Regions from separate parts of the Homo sapiens genome. Here all the other regions are linked to region 2. A link is a loop called in an ENCODE intact Hi-C map of the cell type or tissue named here. Cell type or tissue: mammary epithelial cell. All regions are shown on one strand.

Region 1 (5,000 bases), 160 kb after region 2:
AGGCCCACCTTTGCAGCAGAGCATGGGAACGAGCAGTGCCGTCTGTCATGGCCGTGGGTACGGCAGGTACATTGGAGGATTTGAGCAGGGGAAGAGTGTTCTGGGAAGAAGACAAACATCTTACCCCTGAGGAGTGAGCATGTGCAGTCGGAAAGCCTGCTGAGAGGAGGCTGGGGTGCGAGGCTTCTGAAGGCCAGGTGGAGGAGGTGGACTTTTCTGTTAGGCAGCAGGTCATCTCTGCAGGCTTTTAAGCAGAGGAGTTAATCACCCCCTTCTGTTCATTCCTGATTTCTGTTGTTAGAGTAGACCTGAGACCTGCCTGCTAAGAGGCCACTAATGCCACGCTGGAGTGAGGTGATGTCAAGAGGAGCTAGAAAGCAGATGGTTATGGCATTGAGGAAAGAGCACACATGGGCTGACAGGGACAGCTAAGCAGCAGCTTCATGAGCAGGAGGGAAAGGGCGTGTTCTAGGGGAGCAGCAGCTTCCATGTCAGACTCAGGAATGCAGCAGACCCAACATCCAGCTTGGAGATTTCTTCTCTTTTTCTTTTTTTTCAATGGAACTGTATTTTCGCAAAATGTTACAGATCACTTATAGCAAACAGAATGGTGATGGTCAAGGAAACTGACTCTGGGCTCCTTTTTGACCGCAGCAGCTATGTGGAAGCAGCTGCAGCTGTGATAAGGGCCGCCCAGCATGGATATTTCTGTGTCTTCGTTCACTGGGAAGTGGAGGGACAGAGCTTCCGACCCACATCCCACCTTCTTCACGAATCATCTTTGCCACCAAATCGTTGGCTCATAGGTGTCTGTTCTTGTCTTTCCTGCCCATGCCTGGCTTTTAGGTTCCTTTGCTCCAGCTCTTTCTGTCAGGGCTGACCTGGAGGGCAGTGCTCCTGTGAGTTCTCCACATTATATCATGGCCGGTAATCTAATCCAATTCAAGCTGACATTCTCCACCCTATGTTCTACCAATGGAACCTGGTCAGACATCTGGGCTCATTCAGGAAGTGCTGCTAGGGCATGGCTCTGGAATTTGGTGGGAGTATTTTGGAAGGTTGTGTGGTCTGTTTGGTTGTTTAGTGCTCGGACTGGATTTTGATTTTTTTTGCTTTACTTATTTTTACTGAGACGGAGTTTCGCTCTTGTTGCCCAGGCTGGAGTGCAATGGCGCGATCTCGGCTCGCTGCAACGTCCACCTCCCAGGTTCAAGTGATTCTCCTGCCTCAGCCTCCCGAGTAGCTGGGATTACAGGCGCCTGCCACCACACCTGGCTAATTTTTTGTATTTTTTTAGTAGAGACGGGGTTTCACCATGTTGGCTAGGTTGGTCTTGAACTCCTGACCTCAGGTGATCCACCCACCTCAGCCTCCCAAAGTTCTGGGATTACACGTGTGAACCACTGCTCTGGGCCTGTTTATTTTTATAATAATAAGAGGTTTTTGAAAAAAATTCAGATAGATGCAACCCAGTTAAAAAAAATCCCGGTATACAAAATCCTGCCTTTGAATAAGAGATTAAAAAAAGATGGTCATTATTTGCTGCCTGCAGGGGTTCACTAAGGGATATGGGTAAGTTCCCTTAGCTCGGAAAAAGGATAATAATTAATACCCGCTTACATCTCCAAAGTCTTGAGGTGCTCAAACAAGTAGGAGTGTGTGAAATGCTTTGTACATATCAAAACACTCTGTGAAATTTAAGGTATTAACTAATGGATAATGACTTCTTGAACATTTAAGAGTGGTTTGATTTACGTTTAGTAGAAACTCATCTAGTATGAAAATGATACATTTATTACAAATGATTAACAACCCTACAGCTCTCAACCTCTTTATGTAACCTTCCTTCTGACTAAAGGACCCAGATGACTTTGAGGAATAGCCTGTTTGCTGGGTGCATTCTCACTCAGCACTTCTGGAAGTATCCATTCTACAGTTAGTATTTCATCTCATTGTCCTGGCCTTCCGAAAGCACCCTTAACCCAAGGTGTGAGATATCAAAGTAATACATATTTTACTTCAGAGATGACATCTCAAGGTTTTACAGTAGCTCAACATTTTCTAGTCTCCTTTCTCTGAACATTGTCAGAGGGGAGACAGGCGTTCCTGGGAAGAATTAATTCCTGGAATGGTGTGTGTGTGTGGGTGTGGGGAATGGGAGGAGATGGCCGGCCTTCTTTTCTAGGGTTAGTGGGTGGAATTGCCCGCCCAATGATTAATTCCCTCCTTGACAGTGTGTTCAGAAGCAGGCACCTTGATGGCTCTTTAGCAGCAATACCCTCCTCTTCTTTCCTAGCCTCCTTTTGTCATAAAGCCTCATCTTTTTTATTTATTTTTATTTATTTTTTTTTTTTTGAGACAGAGTCTCACTCTGTTGCCCAGGCTGGAGTGCAGTGGTGCGACCTCTGCTCCCAGGTTCAACTTCTGCCTCCCAGGTTCAACCTCTGCCTCCCAGGTTCAAGTGATTCTCTTGCCTTAGCCTCCCGAGTAGCTGGGATTACAGGCACGCACCACCATGCCTAGCTAATTTTTGTATTTTTAGTAGAGATGGGGTTTCATCATGTCGGCCAGGCTGGTCTTGAACTCCTGACCTCGTGATCCACCTGCCTCGGCCTCCCAAAGTGCTGGGATTACTTGCGTGAGCCACTGCACCCGGCCAAGCCTCATCCTTCTGGTGTTCACCTCTTGGTCCTGTTAAGGTGGCCCTTGGCAAGTACCTCTTTAGTCTTAGGGTTCATGGGAGGGATAGAACAAAGGCCCACGCCTCCCCCTAGCATCGACATTTCCCTTCGTCTGCCAATGCCTACCATAGCTTTGTTTTCTCCCGCACTGCTTCCCTGGTTTTCTAGGCTCTTAAATCCTCAAATTTGACTTGCATGCCCTCTAGTGGCAGGTCTGATGCACCCCTTGTTACCCTGTTTATTGTGGTACCATAACAGCTGTTCTCACCACCCAGCTCTGTTACTAAATATTGTCTGTAATTCACAAATGCCAAATGAGAGGTTCAGTGGTCCTGACTTGCCACTCAAGTAGGAGCTGGAAATGTGGGATTTGAATTGGAGCTTTTGATTCCTGGATTTATACAGCATTTCAGTGTAACGGCAACAGTAAAAAAGATGTGGTTATAGTTGTTCTAGTTTCTTTTTTGTCATTTAAAAAGAATCCAGATTATTTTACTATCCACTCAGCTAATCTGAAAGAATGAAAATGTGAGGAATAGTGGAAAATAAGAATGATCATCTTTTTTTAAACCCTTTATTACAATTAGAAATTTTTTTGTCACTTACTGAGTATTCAGTATTTCATGCCTCAGTCCTGTTAACTTTGAAGAATACAAAAAATACATAAAGCATGATGTCTGCCCCTAAGTTTCTGTTCTAGTTAGATTCTAGTTATGAGGCAGTTAAATTTCTTCACCTGAGGAAAAAAATTAAGCATAACACATGATAACTTTTATTGGTGTTTAATTTTTCTACTTCTCACTAAAGACAGGTTCTCTGAGCATTTACTTTTTAATTTATTCTTACAGTCCTTTTCAGTGGAGAGGGAACTACAGGATAACAGCAGTTACCCCGACGAACCCTGGAGGATAACAGAAGAACAGCGCGAGTACTATGTCAATCAGTTCCGATCCCTTCAGCCAGACCCAAGCTCTTTCATTTCAGGTAAGAATGTGGGCTCCCTAGGCATCACTCTCACCAGAACATAGCCACCATCTTGAGAAATCATTCACGCAAAATGAGTATGGCAGCCTTCTGTGATTTCAGTTTGTTTTTCATCTAAAGTCGAATTTCTTATCAGATGTAAACCATGCAGAAGAAAAGTTGCCAATGACGTTTGGAAAATTATATTTCCATTTCAAAGGGCTTAAGTGGGAATTTGGGGGCAACTTGGCCCAGACCCTGCACCTTATCAGCTGAGGCAGTTCTTGAAATGCTAGCGTGTCGCCCCAAGGGGCCACCTCTCATTGCTTCCTCGTTATATTAGAGCTCGGGCAAGGACAGAATGTGGCCTCCTAAGGAGTTGGTGTCACAAGTCTTTTTATGTTATATGTGCCTTCAAACTTCAAACTCAGGCTCGTTTTCTTTGGCTCAAATGTTTGTCCTCCAGTTTTTCTGAGAGAAATTAAAATGGGGGAGGAAAATTGGCCAGTGCTTTCCCACTTGTCAGTTCTTCTGGGTTGTCTTCAGATATATAGATTCCTGTTGAGTTCTCATGTAAAATTCAAGCTCAGAGGAACTGGTTTAATGCCAGTGTGGCTACATTTTACCAGGCTGAAAGACTAACAGTGAAATAGTAGAGTCTAGAAGAAAAATTCATAAAGCTTTCTTTTTAGACTTTAAAATTTGAAGAATAACAATATGTCCTTAATAATTGTAACCTGCCATATTGAAGTGTGGGCAAAGATTAGTTTTATCTTGTGAAATGAGGCACATAATTGAAATATACTTGTATAAGTAATTGCAAACATCATTTACTGATTGGTGGTAATGGCTTTATTGACGGCAGAATAGTACAGATACAACAAATTAATGTTGACGTCATGATTAAGGAAAATAAGCAGAAACCCATATTGCACGATTTGACCACTTGCTAACCTTACCCCGTGCTCAGGTGAGTTTCTTTACGACATGTGCAGATATTTAGCCAAATACAAACAGGTACTTGTTAGAAATGTTTTTGTTTTCTTTTAACTTTTGTATCTTGCAGAATTTCAGATATAGACACAACTAGTCTGGCTGATACAACAAACCTCTGTGTACCTATCACATAGCCCCAATGATTTTCTCTTACCTACAGTTAACACATAAGGTTGTTTCAGTCAGTCAATGATGGCGGTACCATAACAGTATCACGGAGCTGAAAAATTCCAGCTCCATTAATCACCTAGTGATGCTGTAGCCATCATGATGTTGTAGCACAAGGCAGTGCTCACATAAATGTGATGATGCTGGTAAAAACAAATCTGTGCTACCAGTCGTATAAAAGCCTAGCACATA
Region 2 (5,000 bases):
CAACCAGGGGTAATTTTGCCTCCCAGGGGACATTTGCCAATGTCTGGACACATTTTTGGTTGTCATAACTGGGAGAGGGGGATGCTTCTGGCATCTAGTGGGTAGAGGCCAGGAATGCTGCTAAACATCTTCCAATGTAGAAGACAGCCCCCCACAACAAAGAATAATCCCCAAATATCAATAATGCTGAGACCAAGAAACCCTAGTCTAGCTAAAAGGCTATATCTATATTTAACTCATTTTGCAAAGCTGTAAGTAATCTTTTTGGTACATGTACACCCAGAAAAAAAGAAGCTTTCTACCTAGGAAACCAGACTACCTTGTGTCTTGTAATTGTTTAATAAATATTTGTTAAATTATTACATAAGAAAGAAGATGAAATCTGTAAATACTGAAATGGAAAGATGTCCACAATATATTTGACTGAAAAACAAGCAGGTTATAAAACAGTATAAGTGATCTACAGATTTAACGCAATCCCTAACTCAGTTAAATTCTTTGCAGAAATTGATAAGCTGATCCTCAAATTCATATGAAAAGTCAAGGCATCTGGAAAAGCCAAAACAATCTTGAACAAAGCTGGAGGACTCACACTTCCCTAGATCAAGACTTACTACATGCTACAGTGATCAAGACAGTGTGGTACTGGTGTAAGGATACACATATATATTAATGGGATTCCACCAACTGACAAATGGGTAAATAAAATGCATTGTGTCTATACAATGAAATATTGCTTGGCAATAAAAAGAAATGAAGTCCTGATACATGCTACAACATGGATAAACCTTGAAAACATCATACTAAATGAAAGAAGCCAGACACACAAAAAAAACATATTGTATGGTTCCTTTATTTATTTATTTATTTATTTATGAGATGGAGTCTCGCTCTGTCACCCAGGCTGGAGTGCAGTGGCGCGATCTCGGCTCACTGCAACCTCCGCCTCCCAGGTTTAAGCAATACTCCTGCCTCAGCCTCCCATGTAGCTGGTTTTACAGACGTGTGCCACCATGCCCAGCTAATTTTTTTTTTTTTTTTGTATTTTTAGTAGAGTTTCACCATGTTGGTCAGGATGGTCTTGAACTCCTGACCTCAGGTGATCCGCCCACCTTGGCCTCCCAAAGTACTGGGATTACAGGCGTGAGCCACCTCGCCCGGCCGTATGGTTCCATTTATATGAAATGGCCAGAATAGACAAACCCATAAGTACACAAAATAGATTAGTGATTACCTAACGTTGGAAGGTTTAGGGGAAAATGAGGAGTGATTGCTAATTTGTCCACTTTCTTTTAGGAGGTATGAAAATGTTCTATAATTAGACTGTGAATGTACTAAAAGCTAGTCACTTGTATGCTTTAATTGGGTGAATTGTATAGTATGTGATTACATCTCAATAAAGCTAATTTTTTAAAAAAGAAGAGCCAACACGATGTGTCTCTGTGCCCCAGAATGTAGTGGGCTCAGATAAATGTGGAACGTTAGCGGGTCAGCGTGTACCTGGTTTCCAAAAACATTCTTTGTGAAACTCTTGATTGACGAGTTGCAGCTGCAGGAGAAGGGATGTGACTTGGCACTTGCTCCCAGACAGGGACAATGCACCGAACACAGTGTACACACGTAGGTGCCCATTTGAAGGGGTAGCTGTTCTGAGTTGAAGAACTGCACCAGGTTCAACCCAATTCTTGTACTGTGCATGTCCTGCGTGGGGGAGGGACCCGGAAGCTGTGCCAGACCTCAGGAGGCAGCTGCTGTTTGGCCACGTGCATTGCTCACTGAATATCTCTTAAAGTTAAGTAAACCAGTGTAGGGGGAAATGCCATTATGTGTAGTACAACCGTATATTTAGCTGTATTAGTGATTTTATCTGGGTGACAGGATTTTGAGTGATCTTTATTTTCTTTGTATTTCTCTGTGTTTACTGATTTTGTGTGTGTGTGGAAATATTAATATATTAATGTCTTCAGAAAAAAATCTGTACAAAGAGGTTTAGCTGTCCCCCCGCCCCGCCCCTCCCCAGCACCAGGGGTGTTACTGGTGAGGCTGAAATCCCAGGCAGAAGAGTCAGCGGCCGCCCAGGTCCCTCACGTTTTGTGCATCCTGTGGCGAGGGTGCTTGGGGACCCGCAGAACTCAGGCGGGGACTGCTTCGCGGGAAGCCCCACCCCGCCTCCACGGTTCTTCATTTCTAATGCGCAAGCGTGAGAACAGCCTTGCATGGGTGGTAGGTCGGGCATAAACTCTTGGGCTCAGGCTCCAGGCAGGCTAAGCTCTGGTGCCAGCTGTGTGGGGGAGTGCCCGGAAGGGCCAGGTGCCCGGCACCCAGAAACAGGAGTCCCCTTCATCCAGTGGGAAGTGGAGTCTCAGTCTAGTCCTCCCAGTCCCCACAGGGGGAGCCACAGGTTCCAGCTTGTTTGTTGCCAGGTGCCACTGAGAGAGCGCCTGGGATCATTCATCGAATAATCCTGCCCGTCTCTCCGCACTTTTAAACAGCCATATAGTACCATCCTTTGTTTAAACAGAGAACGTCTTTATCCCACAAGGGTAGGTAGTCCAGGAAATACCGAGATATAGGAACAATAGGATTACGGAATCAAACCTTCTCAAACAGATTTTCCTTAGTAGTCTCTAGAGCATTCAAAATGCATATTCTATTTTATGTCTCTTTTCTTTCTAGTAGTCAGATTACTGAAGATTACTAAGCTATCCCTTTTATAAATGTGCTGCTTCGTCAGCTAAACGCAGACCAGTTTCCACCTCTAGCCACGGGAGGGCGCACAAATCAAGTGACGTTTGGTATAACATGTTTTAGGACCTCCTGGCTTGGGTTGAGGAAAAAAACAGGGGCATTGTGGTCCTCTCATGAATGTAGAGCAGCACTATCCAATGGAACTTTCTGCAATGATGGAAATTTCCAATATCTGTGTTGTCCAGCACGTCAGCCACTAGCCACAAGTGGATATGTGGCTAAAATGACTGAAGAAATTAAATTTTAATTTTAGTTCATTTAACTATACATTTATTTTTATTTTTACTTTATTTTATTTTTTGAGACAGGGTCTTGCTCTGTCACCCAGGCTGGAGTGCAGTGGCGAAAGCACGGCTCACTACAACCTCAACCTCCTGGGCTCAAGTAATTATCCCACCTCAGCCTCCCAAGTAGCTGGGACTACAGGCCTGAGCTGCCGTGCATGGCTAATTTTAAATTTTTTTTATAGAGACAGGGTCTCTGTATGTTTCTCAGGCTGATCTCGCACAACCATCTCGGCCTCCCAAAGCACTGGGATTACAAGCGTGAGCCACCGCACCTGGCTAATTAAAAATTTAAATAGCCACACATGGCTACTGGTTACTATATTGGAGAAGAGCATTAGACTGTATAGGAATATTGATTTTTCTGAATGGCTTTACAAAGTTGGCATTTAAACGACTTTGAATCTAACAACAATACCTTAAGGGTAAAGAAAACTAACATTGATGTTCCCACCATTGGCCAGCTTCTGTGCCAGGCAGACTTACATTCCCATCTCATTTAACCTTTGCTATGCCCCTCAGTGAAGGATATTAGTATGCTCATTTCATGAAGATGCAGCAGACCCAGAGAGATGAAGTAACTGGTTCAAAGTCATCAAGAAAGTCACTGAGCTAGATAAATGCATCTAACATTCATTGAGAACCTACAATATGCCAATAAATATTTCAGCAAGGCACTATTACAGACACTGGAAATCTATAATAGAAACCAATGCTAGGCTGGGTAAGGTGGCTCATGCCTGTAATCCCAGCACTCTGGGAGGCCGAGGTGGGCGGATCACCTGAGGTCAGGAGTTCAAGACCAGCCTGGCCAACAAGGTGAAACCCTGTGTCTACTAAAAAAAAAAAAAAAAAAAAAAACCAACCCAGAAATCAGCCGGGCATGGTGGCGGGTGCCTGTAATCCCAGCTTCTGGGGAGGCTGAGGCAGGAGAATCACTTGAACCCGGGAGGCGGAGGTTGCAGTGAGCTGAGATCACGCCACTGCACTCCAGCCTGGAAGGCAGAGTGAGACTCCATCTCAAAAAAAAAAAAGAAACCAATGCTAGATATGGGGACCTTTTTAGCAGATGCTGTCATTTTGTCCTATATAGCATTTTCTGATTTATCAGAGGACAATCCGTACATTTTAGCACATTGTATTCTCAGAGGTAAAAGGTACTTCCACATTAGCCCCTTATTGCTCTCTGATGTATGAAATTCTCTAATCACTGTGAGCTCTGATCAAGGCAGGGAGATAATTGCATTTCATTTCCAACTCTGTCACTAACTAGGCCTATCCCCTTAAGTAGATGGTTTGCTCTTCCGGATCTATAATTTCCTCATTCCTCAAACAATGTTTTTAGCCCAGGAGAGATCCAAAGGTTATTTCGTATTTCACTGATTATGAGACTCATTCTCTTTTTCCCCCACATTTTAACATCTCTGAATTAACGTTCATCTGAAATACGTCATAGTATAGTTGGCAACATATTTTTTCTTAGTTTTATATATAAAATAATGGTGTATCTTATAATCATGGCACCTTGAGCTAGACGAAATATGATCTGTGTAATTTAATAACGTCATTGAAAATATGTATCTTCATATTTATTTTAATATATCTGAATATATTAAAACAGAAACAAAGACAATGACCTTTTATTGTGATTCTAAATCCAATTTAGAATATTAAATTACATATGTTATAATCAGAGCTTGCCCAAGTAACCATGCAACACACAAACTCAAAAATCTCCACTGCAGGCTGGGTGTGGTGGCTCACACCTGTAATCCCAGCACTTTGGGAGGCCAAGGTGGGCAGATCATTTGAGGCCAGGAGTTCCAGACCAGGTGTGCCAACATGGAGAAACCCCATCTCTACTAAAAATACAGAGATTTGCCGGGTGTGGTGGCATGCACCTGTGATCCCAGCTTTTCGGGAGGCTGAGACAGGAGAATCGCCTGAACCTGGGAAGCAGAGGTTGTA
Region 3 (5,000 bases), 200 kb after region 2:
TATATGTTGCCAAAGGGTGAGGTGGAACACCTGTCAACTTGCTCCATCATCAACACTGTCTGAAAGTGTTTCCTCACAATCTTGCCAACACTGCTTCATGTTCATCTTTTTAATCATTACCTGTGTAATAGGCAGTTTCATGTCCCTGATTCCTAGTGAGGCTGAGAATCTTTTTGTATTGTTATTGGCCATAAATATTCCTTCTCTTATGATTTGCCTGCTCAGAAGGCTTGGCCAGCTTCTGTTGCTACATCTCTCTTTGCCTAACCACGGGGACCACTTCTTTCTTCTTCATTTTGCCTACGTTCTGGACCTCCCTCCTGTCAGGCACTTGGGAATGTGAGGGTGGCCATGGGGAAGCCTACCTCACCTGCTGCTGTGCTGTTCCTTGTCCCTCCAGCCCCGCCCCCCATATCCCCTCCTTCTGCCAACTTTATCACTTAAGACAGACTGCCTGGGTCACCCTGTTTATGACAATAGAAGAATAAGGAAAGGTAAAGAAAAGAGGGGAAAATAATGTGAGATGAAGCAAGATGTGGACTTGAGTTGAAAGGGAAAGATAAAATGAAGCCCTTGTTTAATAAAATGAGACTCAGGATTGTGAAAAGCAGTGATTGAAGCTAAGGTGCTGATACAGAGTGGCTTAAAGTGGAGTGATAGTGTGGAAAGGAAATAGGATGGAGAGAAGATGCAAAGAAAAATGAAAGGAAAATGAAGGGAAAGATGGGATGGTTGTTACATAGGAGTGATGATGTTTATCCAAAGGAATAAGCAGGAAATAGAATAAAAAATTGTAGAACCAATGGAAGGAGAGTCCACAGACTCTTGGTGTAGGATTCAAGCAGCATTTAAAGGAATAGCTTAGAAGTAGGTGGCATTAATGCCTTTACATTTATGAAAATAGGTAACATGATATGGGGAAAAAGAACAAAGGGCTGATTTAGAATGTAAATCTATAAAAATGAATAAGGCCAACTTTGGAAATATAGAACAGTTGGCTTCAACTTTGGTGTCTGTAAAGAGAGTGTGAATGTGTGATTTATAGTAGCCTAGATGATTCCAGGGCTCTCTAGGTACTGGCATCAGACCCGAGGCATGTGTTTTCATAAGGAGAAGCGGATACACTATGATCGCTGTGTGTAACAGGGAGATCACCATTTGTAATAGCTGACCCAGTTCTTGGAGCCATTGCCTCACAGTCCCACACAGCTGCTGTGTTTGAGAGATAGCAAAAATGTGCAAGAAAGTCTAAGTCAGTGACAATGCAAGTATGCAAAACCTAGAGGCAGTCAGACCTGGAATTTGCTCAGTGATGTTTGGATTTTATGTCTCTATATTTATAGCTATGAAACATCTTTTATTACTGAGATTCCTGTAAGAAAAATCACACTAAGCTGGTACCTAACCTCCTTTTCCTCAATGAAACAGTTATTTTCATGAGGTAATTTTTTTTTCATAAAAAGGGGTTTCTTCTGTCCACGGAGTCAGTAAGAACTACCCCTCTCTTCTACTCTTGATTCAGACCTGCCTCTTCTCAAAGCCATGCCTGAGGTTTGTAGCCTGAGGTTTCCATGGTGACAGTAAAAAGCCTTAGCTCTGCCTTGTTCCAGTCATTGAGCATCTGCCTGGCAGAAGGGGCAGAGATGGTGTGGAGGAGACATAGCCATTCCTTTAAAGTTTCAGACCGGGCATTTTCATCATTTCCACTCAAATCTAGCTGGGGGACCTAGGCCCATGGATAGACCTAGTTGCCAGGCAGCTGGGAAATGTAGTCCTTGGCAGGGCAGCCATTTCCCAGAAATACGTTTCTTACTGCAAAAAAGGAGAAGGGGATGTTGATGGTCAGTTGTTTTTTTTTAAAACCACATCCCATATGGCCAAATACATTGAGATTCACACATTAAAACCATTGTGATGGCTGAACAGAACACATCCAGGGCTAGTGTCTGTCCATGGGTAGCTAATTTCCTATCTCTGCTTTAGATATACTGATAATAACAACTCATTCCATGGTTAAGAGACTATGGTACATCCATCCTATGGAATTGTATGAAGCTGTTAAAAAGAACAGGCACGTATACTACATGGAGAGCTATCTCGGATAAATTAAGTGACAAAAGTATGATGCAGAATGTGTATGTTTATAAATGTGTAGACAATTTCAGGATGATGCTAAAGAAACTGGTAATGATAGTTGCTTCTGGGCAAGGGGAACAGTATGACTGAGGACAGGACTGGGAAACAAGCTTACTTTCTGTTGAATGCCTATTTGTATCTTTTTAATTTTGGCTCATGTACAGATGTCACCTATTATAAAAAATTTGCTTTTCACTCTTTAGCTGCAATGATGGTATCTGAAAGTACCAGAGATGTCTTTCCTGCCTGAGGTTACCTATCTCAATCTTCCCTACGATTCTGTATTCAGGGTATCTTTATGACCATCTGCTACCACCTCCTGGAATGCAGCTGAAATGACAGAAATGTTCCGAGCACTTTTTTTTTTTTTTTTTTTTTTTGAGATGAAGTCTCGTTCTGTCACCCAGGCTGGAGTGCAGTGGCGTGATCTCAGCTCACTGCAAGCTCCGTCTCCCGGGTTCATGCCCATTCTCCTGCCTCGGCCTCCCAAATAGCTGGGGACTACAGGCACCTGCCACCACGCCCTGCTAATTTTTTGTATTTTTAGTAGAGACGGGGTTTCACCGTGTTAGCCAGGATGGTCTCAATCTCCTGACCTCATGATCCACCCGCCTCAGCCTCCCAAAGTGCTGGGATTACAGGCATGAGCCACTGCGCCCAGCCCCGAGCACTCTTTTAAGCTCTGATGCGTTCTTCAGATTCCATTTCAGTGCCTTTCCAACACTGAGGAGTAGTTCTGGAGGACCTCCCAAAGATTACATTGTGAGATGTATAGTTGGGTAAAACGTCATGGTAAGGGCTCTGTCTTAACTTGGAAGTGGCTGTGTTTATTGAGTGGCGAATTGAGAAGTCTTTCCTCGGTTTTCTATAAATGAATATTTGTTTCTGTAACTTAAGAAGTAGGTAAACTCCTTGGGAGTAAGAGATGTTCCTAATACCAAACTTACCTTTCAGGTTCTCTAAAAGATGAATTTGGCCACAAAAGCAGCTCTGACCTTATATATTTCCTTACTGTATTTTTCCTGTGAGTGCTACTTGTTTCTTTTAAAATCTGGTAGGACTATGGGATTCCTGACCCACCCCAAACCTTTGGGCCCACAGTGCACAGCTATCCAAGGGTTCAATTTGGCAGTCTGGGCAGTTTTTTTGTTTTGTTTTGTTTTTTTGTTTTTTTTAAATGAAAGCGTTATTGAGATGTAACCCATATACTATAAAATTCACCTTTTTAAAGTGCACAATTCAGTGATATTTAGTATATTCATAGTGTTATATATAACTATCAGCACTATGTAATTTCAGAATATTTTCATCCCCCTCAAAAGAAACCCCATACCTATTAGCAATCATTCCCATTCCCCCCTTTTCTTCCTCTATCCCTTGGCAACCACTAACTTACTTTCTGTTTCTATGGATTTGCCCATTCCGGAATTCTGTATTAATAGAATCATATAATATGTGGTCTTTTGTGACTGGCTTCATTCACTTAGTATAATGTTCTCAAGGTTCATCCATGTTGTAGCATGAATCAATACTTCATTCCTTTTATGGCTGAATAATCTTTCATTGTATGGATAAACCACATTTTGGATATTTGGGTTGTTTCCACTTTTTGACTATTGTGAATAACTCTGCTATAGACATTCATGTCCAAGTTTTTGTGTAAACATATTTTTTCTTTCTCTTGAGTATATAGGTAGGGCTGGAATTTCTGGTTCATATGGTAACTAACTCTATGTTGAACATTTTGAGGAGCTATTGAAGTATTTTCCAGAGCAGCCAAACCAATTTATTTCATTAGCAATTTATGAGGATTCCAATTGTGTTTCTTCACGTCCTCAAAACACTTGTTATTGCCTTTTTAATTTTAGCCATCCTAGTGGGCATGAAGTGGTATTGTGATTTTGATTTGCATTTTCTAATGGCTAATGATGTTATACATCTTTTCATGTACTTATTGGTCATATTTATGTTGTCTTTGGAGAATGTTCAGAATCTTTGCTCATTTAAAAATTGGGTTGTCTTTTTATTGTTGATTTGTAAATGTTCTTTATATATTTTGCATAAAAGTTCCTTTACAGATATTTGATTTACAAATATTTTCCTTCGTTCTGTGGGTTGTCCTTTCATCTTTTTGATGGTGTCCTTTGAATCATAAAAGATTTTAATTTTGATGAGGTCTAATTTATGTATTTTGTTGCTTGTGCTTTTGCTGTCATATCTAAAAAACCATTGCTTAACTCAAGGTCACAAACACTCCTCTTTTCTTCTAAAAGTCTTATAGTTTTAGGTCTTACATTTACGTCTTCGTTCTGTTTTGAGTTAATTTTTTTATATGGCATGAGTTAGGAGTCCAAATTCATTTTTCTGCATGTGGATATACAGTTGTCCCAGTACCATTTGTTGAAAAGACTATTAATTATCCATTTAATTTTCTTGGCACCTTTGTTGAAAATCAATTAACCATAAACATAAGGATTTATTTCTGGACTCTCAGTTCTGTTCTGTTGGTCTATAGGTCTATCCTTATGCCAGTACCACAGTGTCTTGATAATTGTAGATTTATAGTAAGTTTTGAAATTGCGAAGCGTGAGTCCTCCTGCTTTATTCTTTTTCAGGATTGTTTTGGTTATTCTGAGTCCCTTGCATTTCCACATGAAATTTATGATCAGCTTGTCAATTTCTGTAAAAACAAAAAAGCCAGCTGGGATTTTGGTATGGCTTGCATTGAATTTGTATATCAGTTTGGTTAGTATTGCGGTTTTAATAACATTAAGTTGTCCAATGCATGAACACAGGATGTTTTTCCATTTATTTAGATCTTTAAGTGTCTTTCAACAATGTTTCAGTATACAAGTCTTGCATTT

Evidence for each region. A loop is a pair of places that touch in the nucleus more often than their neighbours do. Peaks named below come from ENCODE experiments on the same cell type or tissue, not always from the same donor. Only the 100,000 strongest peaks of a DNase experiment are listed, where the experiment ranks them.
Region 1: a loop joins it to region 2, with 12 times the contacts of the local background. A loop is called at or near these places in 81 of 110 quality-filtered maps.
Region 3: a loop joins it to region 2, with 9 times the contacts of the local background. A loop is called at or near these places in 8 of 110 quality-filtered maps.

The regions. Positions count from the first base shown.
Region 1 is chrX:17,043,818-17,048,817 of GRCh38, forward strand. It overlaps REPS2 (RALBP1 associated Eps domain containing 2), which reads left to right. Exons shown (of 18, transcript NM_004726.3): 6 at 3,530-3,665. It overlaps LOC124905266 (small nucleolar RNA SNORA16B/SNORA16A family), which reads right to left and starts at 694; the gene lies at 563-694. In mammary epithelial cell, a CTCF peak has its summit at 2,885 (motif pointing left); a DNase peak (open chromatin) is centred at 2,884.
Region 2 is chrX:16,880,646-16,885,645 of GRCh38, forward strand. No RefSeq gene overlaps it. Among named protein-coding and RNA genes, the nearest start is that of RBBP7, 13 kb to the left of the region's middle. RefSeq lists an enhancer at 1,793-1,842. In mammary epithelial cell, CTCF peaks have their summits at 2,374 and 2,759 (motif pointing right); a DNase peak (open chromatin) is centred at 2,336; H3K4me3 peaks cover 675 bases; H3K27ac peaks cover 557 bases.
Region 3 is chrX:17,080,585-17,085,584 of GRCh38, forward strand. The region is part of intron 13 of REPS2 (RALBP1 associated Eps domain containing 2); the gene reads left to right. Among named protein-coding and RNA genes, the nearest start is that of REPS2, 140 kb to the left of the region's middle. In mammary epithelial cell, a CTCF peak has its summit at 2,436 (motif pointing left); no DNase peak of the experiment used is centred here.